Regions from separate parts of the Homo sapiens genome. Here region 2 is linked to region 1. The links are chromatin loops, found by intact Hi-C in ENCODE. Cell type or tissue: psoas muscle. All regions are shown on one strand. Links, peaks and the distances in the headings refer to the core of each region. The heading gives the core; the rest is flanking DNA. Region 1 overlaps HECW1 (HECT, C2 and WW domain containing E3 ubiquitin protein ligase 1). Region 2 overlaps COA1 (cytochrome c oxidase assembly factor 1).

Region 1 (5,511 bases), core at 314-5,313:
AAGTATATTTTTTTCCCAGAAAGTATAATTTTCTTTGGAAAATAGAACTATTTAAAAGACATCTATTCATCATCCATGAAATGGTACAGGAGCACATGACTTCTGTTATTAACTAAGAGGAAAAAGCCGCAAACAGAAAACAAGCTGAGAGGAAACAGACATAAGTAGTCTGAAAATAGCTGTTTTAAGATTGCAGGGAAAAGCAAAAGGTAATAATAGCATAGGGATAAAACAGAGCAGCACTGATGCTATGTGAAATCTCATCACTGATATGGCGTATGAACACGGAAACAGCCTCTAAAGCAGAAGGAAGGAACCAGATTTCAATCAGTGGAGGAGACAGTAAAAAAAAAGAAATGCAAAAACTGAAAAAAGAAAAAACTTATCTTCTCTATGCCTGTCCTAACCATCCAAGTTAATACCACGACCTTCCCTGACCCCTAGGCCATGTGCTCCCCCATGTCACTTACACATTTATTAGGTTTATTGCTTATTGTCTGTTTCTTGTGGCAGGATTTTAAGCTTTTTAAGAACAGAAATCTTTGTTTTGCTCATTGATAAAACATCAAGGGCCAAGAATCGTGCCTAGTATATAGTTGGCATTCAATAAATCTCTGTTGCACCAATGACTTATAGAGTTACCTGAGGGAAGAAACCAGAATACTAGGTATAGCAGGAATAATTAAGTATTAATGTTAATTATATTAAATAAATATTAATTAAATATTAAAATTAAAATGTTGCTGATTTAAAACAAATTATTAAGGTGAGCAGATTAATTGGGCTCACTAAATTACAGTAAAGGTAATTAAAATACATTATATATCTACACATGTTCTGGAATGTCTTTAAATAGAAATTCTTTAAAAATCTTATCAATATGCAGCCATGATAATATAAAAGTTACCTACAAAAGATTAAAAATCAGACAAGCTTCAAATTTCCCATCCTAAAAATGAAACTAGAGAAATCCACAGACACAAAAACAACCTCATGCAAAATCAGAGTTTACCCTACTCTTTTACCCATCCTGATTGTTACAGTTTGATAGTTTGGATATGATTTGTTTGACCCCTTCAAATCTCACACTGGAATTTAATCCCCACTGTGGCAGTGTTGGAGGTGGGGCCTAGTGGAAGGTGTTTGGGTCACAGGGACAGATCCCTCAGGAAGAACTGGTGCCATCCTTGCAGCAATGAGTGAGTTCTCACCTTATTAGTTCCCTCTAGAGCTGGTTGTTAAAAACAGCCTGGCACCCACCCTCTACCCCCACTCTGTCTGGCTTCATCTCTTACCATGAAATCTCTGCACATGCTCCCCTTCACCCTCCACCGTGAGTGGAAGGAAGCAGCCTGGGGCTTTCACCAGACACCCAGTCTTCCAATCAGCAGGATCATGAGCCAAATAAACCTTTTTTCTTTAGAAATTTCCTGGTTTCAGGTATTCCTGTGTAGCAACACAAACACACTAAGACACTGATGAAACACCAAAAGCCATTCTCCAGATGGATCACTAATGAATCAAAGCACGACATTAATAGTGAGAAAATGATAGTATAAAAAGGACTAGTGGTGAGTATTTAAATCAATCAAATACCTAAGTATAAATAAAAGTAATTGTTGTTAAAATGCTTTAAAACATATTGGAAAAGTCTAAATAAAATATGGGAAAAGTTGTATAATACAAATGGAATAGTTGTATAATAACAGTCTGGATCAACATCACCAGACTGGAATAAAAAAAAAAAAGTAAGGAAGTGAGAATAGGGAAGATGAGCAGGGGAAGGAAAGTTATGCTAGTTGGGCTCAAGGGGAGTAAAACGGGATCATTTAAAAAACAAAGGTTAAATATGGTAATCTGACAAGCTTAAAAGGCAACTGTTTGTACCATTTAAAATAGAATTTTTCTCTTCCAAAATCCTTCAAAAGATAAAATCAAACAAAATAGAGTTTGTATGACAAAGCACACAAAAAATTGCAAAGAAGATGGAAATAATAAAAGTAAGATAACAAGTAAGTAAGTAAAGTAAAAAAGTAAAGCCAAGCATAACAGTTATGGCAATAGGTGGAAACATGATAAACTTAGATACCAAAAGGAAAACACTCTCAGCTTTGGTAACAAACAGATCCAGTTTACAAAAAGACATACCTAAGAGGTGATTTAGAAAGTTTAGAAATAAAAGAATAAATATTAATATAGTGTGAAGACAATAACAGAAAAACCAGTGGTGATGTATTAATATAATACAAAGGGGAGTTTCAATCATAATCCTTAAATGGGCCAGGCGCGGTGGCTCACGCCTGTAATCCCAGCTCTTTGGGAGGCCAAGGCGGGTGGATCACGAGGTCAGCAGATCGAGACCACCCTAGCTAACATGGTGAAACCCCGTCTCTACTAAAAATACAAAAAATTAGCTGGGCATGGTGGCGGGTGCCTGTAGTCCCAGCTACTCGGGAGGCTGAGGCAGGAGAATGGCGTGAACCTGGGAGGCAGAGCTTGCAGTGAGCCGAGATGGCGCCACTGCACTCCAGCCTGAGCGACAGAGCGAGACTCTGTCTCAAAAAATAAATAAATAAATAAATAAAAATCCTTAAATGGGGATCAAAGAAATATTTTATATTAATCAATGGCAAAATAAAGATATAATAATCATGTACCTTATGAGCCAAATAATAACATTATATTAAATAAAGAAAAATCAAGGAGAAATGAAAGGAGATGAAAGACATACAGTCGTAGTAGGAAAATGTGTTTTATATCCATCAGTTTGACAGATTAAATAGACAAAATAATTTGAGATTTAAATAATATAACTTTATGTGAATGAAACATATTAATTCTTTTATTAGAAATAGAGTTTACATGAATGGATAAACAAAATGTGGTATATACCTGCAATGAAATGTTTGTCCTTACAAAGAAATGAAATTCTGACACATGCTACAACATGAATGAACCTTGAAGACATTGTGCTAAGTGAAATAAGCAAGACACAGAAGGACAAGAATTATGATTCCACTCATATGAGGAACCTAGAATAGATTTATAGAGATAGAAAGTAGATCAGAGGTTCCCAGGGGCTTCAAGGAGTAGAAAATGAGGAGTTATTGTTTTGTGGATACAGTGTTTCAATTTGGGAAGGTGAAAAAGTGCTGGGGAAGGAGAGTGGTGATGGTTGCACAACCGTGAGAATTTATTATACTTAATGCCACTGAACTGTACACTTAAAAATTGTTATTGTTTTACGTATATTTTGCCACAACAACAAAAAAGGAAAAGGGCCCCAAAAATGAAGCTGACAACTTTTCATGATTATTTTTGTAAGTGGTGATAGTCTACAATGCAAAGAAAACAAAAAAGCAGAATATAGCCAGGTCACATCCTGTGGCCATATAGCAATAAAACTGAATTGTAAGTAAATTTAAGCACAATTGTAAGAACAAAATCTTTGCCAGCTGGAAAGTAAAAGCAATGTTCTAGATGACTCTTGGGCTTAAAATAAAATAAAGACTTAGAAACCATTGAGAAATTGTTGAAAATACATGTGAACAATACTTAATAAAATATAGAAAGGATATACTCAAAGACTTAGTAGCATTAGGGAATTTCAGTTGATTAAGAAGTGTTTTTTAAAAATTACTTGATAAAAATTAAATATTTATTTATTTATTTATTTAGTGAGACTGGGTCTCGCTCTGTGTCCTAGGCTGAAATGCAGTGGCATGATCACAGCTCACTGCAGCCTCGACTTCCTGTGCTCCAGCAATCTTCCCACCTCAGTCTCCTGAGTAGCTGGGACCACAGATGCAAAACCACTACGCCTAGCTTTTTTGGTATATTTTTGTATTTTTTTGGTAGAGACAGGTTTTCGCCATGTTGCCCAGGCTAGTCTCAAACTCCCAAGCTCAAGAGATCCACCTACTTTGGCCTCCCAAAGTGCTGGGATTACAGGTGTGATGAATACACATTTATATTTTAAAAACAAATACTCTTGGTAAACTAAGAATGTAAATATGTTTTCGTGACCTAATAAAGCCTCCTTTAAAACAGTGGACATCTTATTGTACAATCGGGTCTAGTAGTTTTCCCTTAAAAATCAAGAATAAGAAAAGATTTCAACCACCACTTCTTATTTAACGTTGTTCTAGAAGTACTCACCAATATTACAAAAAAAGGAGGTAAAAATAGAAGAGCCCTCCTAAAGAAGGAGACAAAATTAACATGATTTGCAATTAAAAATCCAAGAGGATATACTTAAGAGTCATTTATTTGATGGAAGCATTTAATATGATGAGCAGACAAAAAGTAAATACACAAATAATAACTTTCCTGAGTACCAGCAATGAAGGGTTATAAAACATTATAGGAAAAGATACACTCAGAAGAGCAACAGATAATATTAAATACCTATAAATTATCTTAACCAGAAATATGTGTCTTTCAGTAAAACAACTACAAAACTGTACTAAGAAAAAAATTCTTTAATAGACATGTTCAGAAATGGGAAATGGTTACACCAACTATCATGAGGAAAGAATTCTCTCCGAAATCATTTGCAGTCTCAAAGTGATTCTAAACAAAATCCCAATAGAACTATTTTTGGAACTTAATAAAATTAATATTAGTTCCTCTGGAAAAATGAAAACAGACAAGAATATGTAAGAAAATATTGGAAAAGAAAGAGGAAACTTGCCCTACAGATGTTAATAATTGGAATAGTGCGGTACCAGTGAAAAGCCTCAGGCCACTGGAGCAAATAAAATATCCTGAAACACAGTAGTATTTATAAGAAATGTATTTATAATAAAACAATAGGAAATGAATGATTTGGAAAAGTGAGCTCTCTGAGAAAACTGTCAAACTACAACTTAATATTATACCAAAATAAGTTTCAGAAAGGTAAAGATTTAGTGTTAACGATTAACTCACCTAAACTAAAGCTAGAAAAATATAGTTAAACACTTAACTGACCCCTGGAGAGGAATGATTGAGAGATTTGAATACATAGGAATATTAAAAATTCAGTGTATTAGAAAATAAAGCAAACAAATATCAAAAGCAAATTTGAAAGCAGATGTATAACTTAGCACTTGGATAATAAATAAGAAAACTTTAACATCCCGACAACAATAGCAAAAAAGGGAACAGACATCGCAGGCAACACACTAAGGAAGGAATGACTAATTAGCCCATGAGAAAATGTTTTTCTTTTGTAGATTCCCTGGGAAATTGTAATTCATCATTATTTACCATTTAACATTTCTAAGAGTTCTTTCAAAATTAGTATTTGTGAGAGCATTATAAAGAGGAAGATTCATGAACTAATGGTAACATGATAGATCTGGACAACTGTTGTGAAGATAGTTTATTAGTATGGATCAATAATCATAAATATTTTTCTAACTTTAACCAAGTAATTAATTCAACTTTTAGAAATGCATACTAAACAATTGCCACAGATACACAAATATAAGGAACCTATTTAATTTAATTTCTAAACATCTCAGCATG
Region 2 (5,271 bases), core at 1-5,000, 250 kb after region 1:
GAGGTTTCACCATGTTGGCCAGGTTGGTCTCGAACTCCTGACCTCAAGTGATCTGCCCAGCTCAGCCACCCAAAGTGCTGGGATTATAGGCATGAGCCACCACACCTGGCCAAGAAGAGCTTCTTAATAAATAAAACTATCTCCAGCAGGAATGAACTGCCTTGGAAACAAGAAACTCAAGCACAGACTGCACAACTATTACTTATTAGGGATGCCACTAATAGCCTCTAAGCCCCAGATGGCTGTATAGTCCAAGTGGTTAGTGAGGCAAGGCTGTCATACAGAAAAATCAAAGTTAATAAATAATGAAATGCTAGAAGAATGAAATTACAAAAATAAAGTCAAACTAAGTGAGAGCTACCAAATATAAAGGATTATCCACAACTAACAGTATTACAGGTAATCACTGTCGAGTTCTAAATTTCCTTTTCTATTAGAACATAACTTTCCCCACACACCGAATCTGTACTCAGGTGTGCATTTATCCCTAGATTCAGTCTGAGGAGTTGAAAAGTGACAAAGGGATGGATGGCTTCCTGACTACTATGAAAATGTCCCCTGACCCACATATTTCAATATAGTATTAAGCCTTGTTTTCATTACCTGAAATGTATGTTTGCTTACAAACAGGTTTCCTTGAATCTATTCTCCCCACCTCCTCCAATCAAGGAGCAAAGAGAACACCAGAGAAGCTGGAGCACAGTGAACAAGGGGAAACTGGCATGAGATGAGACTATAACAGAAAGAAGAGAGGCCACATCACAGAACAGGGAGGAGGGAGGAATGTTGTGGGTCAAGTTAAATATTTGGGGTTTATTCTACGTAAAATAAAAAGTAAAAGGCCAGGCATGGTGGCTCACACCTGTAATCCCAGCACTTTGGGAGGCCAAGGTGGGCGGGTCACTTGAGGTCAGGAGTTCAAGACCAGCCTGGCCAACATGGTGAAACCCCATCTCTACTAAAATCATAAAAATTAGCCAGGCATGGTGGCGGGCACCTGTAATCCCAGCTACTCGGGAGGCTGAGGCAGGAGAATTGCTTGAAACCGGGAGGAAAGATTGCAGTGAGCCAAGATCGCACCACTGCACTCCAGCCTGGGCAACAAAGCAAAACTCTGTCAAAAAAAAAAAGGAAAAAAAGAGTTCCAATGCTCAGTATAATTTTGTGTTTTTATTGTGGGAAGCAGTAATGTTGCATCCCTGCCTTTCCTCTTTATTAAGCGTTTTATCTAAGTATGATGGACTAGAAAGGATAAAATCAACATGGTCCCCTTCCTTTTTCTTTTTTTTTCAGAAACTTACAAACTTTCTCACAAACTTGTTTAAGAATAAAAATATGGGGAGTGACATGATCAGATTTTACATTTTTTAAAAATGGCTGCTGTGTGAAAAATAGGGGTAATAATATATCCTGGCAGATCAATTAGGAAGCAGTATATCTAGGTGAAAAATCATTGTTCTGTGCAACGAGAGAGGTAAAGATGAAGTGGCCATATTTGAAAATATTTAGGAGGTAGAATTTAGAGAACACTGAGAGGTCTTAAAGTGACCCTGGATATTACTCAGGAGCCTCTGGATGAATGGCAGCCCCAGTCCCTAGGGAAGTATATACTGCCAGACATTAAGTTGCTGGAAGTATAAAGAAAAAGAGAATCCATTTTTTGGATGGGTTAGCTTCGAAAACCTATGAGTCACCTAAGTGCAAATGTCTCACAAGCTTCCTCTTCATCATTTCTCACTGAACATCTCCATTAAGGCTTCACAATCAGGATGCTGGCAATTAGAACCTGTATCTTTCTTCCATGGCTGCTCCATTTACTGATCAATGCCACCAACTACCAGAGATGTTATAAAGGGATTCCTACATGTGATAGAGAAGGCTGAAACATAAAACATCTGAAGTCACACTGATAAGCCTCTATTACTCACAGATTCATCCACAACACTGGAGTTATTCCCGCTACAAAGGTTAACCTTAAGGAAAGAGTTAATTCATAATTCTGCAAACACTGAAAACAAATACAAATGTATTAAGGAATACTTTTATCCATAGACTGCTTTACTAGTAACATTACAAGAATAAGATGAATTTTGAAATAGACTTTAAAAAATAATTTCAATAGTTAAATGTCAGTTCTTAATTAACCATCTTGATTTTCTGATGTAAAAAATGTACAGCAATTATCGTCCAGCTGACAAAAAGCCACAATCTTTATTAGTAAATCCTATTATATAGCACAACACTGCCACCTGTTGGAAGAGATAACTAGCCAAATGTTTTTATTCCTAAACACTAAATGCATGAGAAAGTTTATGAATTTCTCAAAAAAAAATGAAGAGACTGTTGACTTTATCCTTTCTAGCCCAACATGCTTAGATTAAATCCCTAATAAAGAGGAAAAGCAAGGATGTAATGTAACTGCTTCCCACAATAAAAACACAAAATGGCATTTACTTTTTGGTTTTGGTTATTTGGGTAAGGGGAAGATTTAACCATGAAGAGATAGCACTAGGGAGTTTTTGAGGTGAGGCAACTATTCTGCATCCTGACTATGGTGTTGGTTATAGAAATCAGTACATGGGTTAAAATTTATAATATAAAAAGTTTATTTTACTGTACGGTAATTTAAAAAAAAAACAAGGTAAGAGAATACAAATACTCAGTACCATGGGAAAAGTCGTAAGTTATAATGTGAAAGTATTCACATAAATTTCAAAGTTTTGCTACTTATAGCTCAAAGGCTTGAAGCCCAAAAAACATTAGAAAGATTCTAATGTAATACTGCATGCTGACATACTTAAATATGGATGTAGAAGTGTTTCTAAAGACTACCATTGCACACCAGAAGTCAATCTTTGCCCCTAGCACAGAACATTTCAATGAGAGGAACAATCTATAACCAAAAGTTAGGACATTCACCGTTGATTCTGGTAACTTTTTTTTTTTTTTTTTGAGACAGGGTCTCACTCTGTCACTCAGGCTGGAGTGCAGTGGCGCCACTGCAACTCACTACAGCCTCGACCTCCCAGACTCAGGTGATCTTCCCACCTCAGCCTCCTGAGCAGCTGGAACCAAAGGTGTGCACCACCATGCCCAGCTAGTTCTTTTGTATTTTTAGTAGAGAGATGGGGTTTCGCCACTTTGCCCAAGCTGGTCTCAAACTCCTGGACTCAAGTGATCTGCCCACCTTGGCCCCCCAAAGTGCTGGGATTACAGGCATGAGCCACCACGCCTGGCTAGGAAATGCTTTTCCCTACGACAAAACGAGAGTCTCGTTCTATCGCCCAGGCTAGAGTGCAATGGCACAATCTCAGCTCCCTGCAACCTCTGCCTCCCAGGTTCAAGAGATTCTTGTGCCTCGTACCAGCTGCGAGTAGCTAGGACTACAGGCACATGCCATCACGCCCAGCTAATTTTTGTATTTTTAGTAGAGACGGGGTTTCACCATGTTGGCCAGGCTGGTCTGGAACTCCTGATCTCAAGTGATCCGACTGCCTTGGCCTCCCAAAGTGCTGGGATTACAGGCATGAGCCACCACGCCCAGCTAGTACATTCTTTATGTGATTGCATTTCATCTCCCTCAAAAAGCTGGTGCATAAACAGGGAAAGTTGGGTGCTTGGCATCTATGTAATCTTGGTATTTGCTAGATCACTTATGAATGCAAGTGACATCAAAGTTCCACGAGATCTGGAACATCTAAGTCCATCTGGGGACCTTTCCAGTACATTTGCAAATGCCAAATGTCTTAAGGCACCAAGAGCCCACAAGATAAAAGATCACCAGAGTCCAAATGACAGAGACCCAAACTAAGAGCAAAAGTCACATTAAGATACCAGTTCCTCCCATCTCTCCTGATAATATACTTGCTGTTAATAAAATGATATGGGTTGTAAAGTAATAATGAAATATTAAACTGAGACCTTATGAAAGCTGTTGCAATGGGAGGGAGAGGTTGGTAGAAAGGGTGTAACACATATAATCCTCTACCCTTTATCCCTTAGGGCTGCCCTTAAGCCATCCTGTTCCCAGGATCTGGCAGCTACATGCAATCTTAGTTTTCTAAGTTTTGGTTGAGCCACACTGTTGTCTGTTTTTCTACATTTTCCCAGTGATCCCTGGGAGGTCACAGCTATTCAAATGGATTGCAGTACCCACAATAATTTGCAGTTCCAACAACAGGAGAATAGTTGAAAAAAGAATGATACAGTCGTAAAAGAGAATAATGCTGGTCATCTCCTAATCTTCAACTAATGACATGGTTATATTTGCATTGAGGGAGGTAAACTTGCCTGTCAGAAGCAGCAATAGTCACAGCACACCAGGGTAATTGCCAAAGCATCCAAATGGAGCAGTAGTATGATACCGGAATAATTCACAGACTTTTGGAACTATACAAGTTTGCAAACTCACCTCCATTTTAGAGTCTGTCATGATGGGTAATTTCCCCAAAAAGACTAAAAACACAGAAAGCATTAAGAAAAAAAAAAGGCCAGGCAAGGTGGCTCACACCTGTAATCCCAGCACTTTGGGAGGCTGAGGTGGGCGGATCGCTTGAGCTCAGGAGTTTGAGCCCAGCCTGGGCAACATGGCAAAATCCCATCTCAACAAAAAATATAAAAATTAGCCCGGCGTGGTGGCATGTGCCTGTAGTCCCAACTACTTGAGGGGCTAAAGCAGGAGGATCACTTGAGCCCATGAGGTCAAGGCTGCACTGAGCCATGTTCATGGCACTGCACTCCAGCCTGGGTGACAAAGTGAGACCCTGTCTCAAAAAACAAAAACCAAAAAATCTTGGATCATAGAGATGTTTACAATTTGGAAAACTATCCATGATAAACTTTTTATTTAGTCTGAATTGCAATAATTTTAAAACTCAAAGATCTCCAAGTCCTAATACAAAAACACCTACACCCCTTCAAGTAGGAAATAGTCCTTTGGAAAGGTAAACGTGATAATCCATGCCTAAATTACACAATTCCTTTAAATCTCATCTTTTATGCAAATAACAAAAACACTAAAGCATACGGGCAGTTCCTCAAAAAAATCAACAGAATTACCCTACAATCCAGCAATTCCACTTCTGGATACGTATACCTAAAAGAACTGAAAGCACAGCCAGGCGCGGTGGCTCACACCTGTTATCCCAGCACTTTGGGACACTGAGGTGGGCGGATCCCTTGAGGTCAGGAGTTCAAGACCAGCCTGGCCAACATAGCAAAACCCTGTCTCTACTAAAAATATAAAAATTAGCCTGCGTGGTGGTGCACGCC

What was found. A loop is a pair of places that touch in the nucleus more often than their neighbours do. Peaks named below come from ENCODE experiments on the same cell type or tissue, not always from the same donor. Only the 100,000 strongest peaks of a DNase experiment are listed, where the experiment ranks them.
Region 2: a loop joins it to region 1, with 2.7 times the contacts of the local background. A loop is called at or near these places in 2 of 110 quality-filtered maps.

Annotation. Positions count from the first base shown.
Region 1 is chr7:43,471,890-43,477,400 of GRCh38, forward strand. The region is part of intron 16 of HECW1 (HECT, C2 and WW domain containing E3 ubiquitin protein ligase 1); the gene reads left to right. Among named protein-coding and RNA genes, the nearest start is that of LUARIS, 48 kb to the right of the region's middle. In psoas muscle, for the core only: no CTCF peak of the experiment used is centred there; no DNase peak of the experiment used is centred there.
Region 2 is chr7:43,719,157-43,724,427 of GRCh38, forward strand. The region is part of intron 1 of COA1 (cytochrome c oxidase assembly factor 1); the gene reads right to left. Among named protein-coding and RNA genes, the nearest start is that of COA1, 7.7 kb to the right of the region's middle. In psoas muscle, for the core only: a CTCF peak has its summit at 2,257 (motif pointing left); no DNase peak of the experiment used is centred there; H3K27ac peaks cover 338 bases.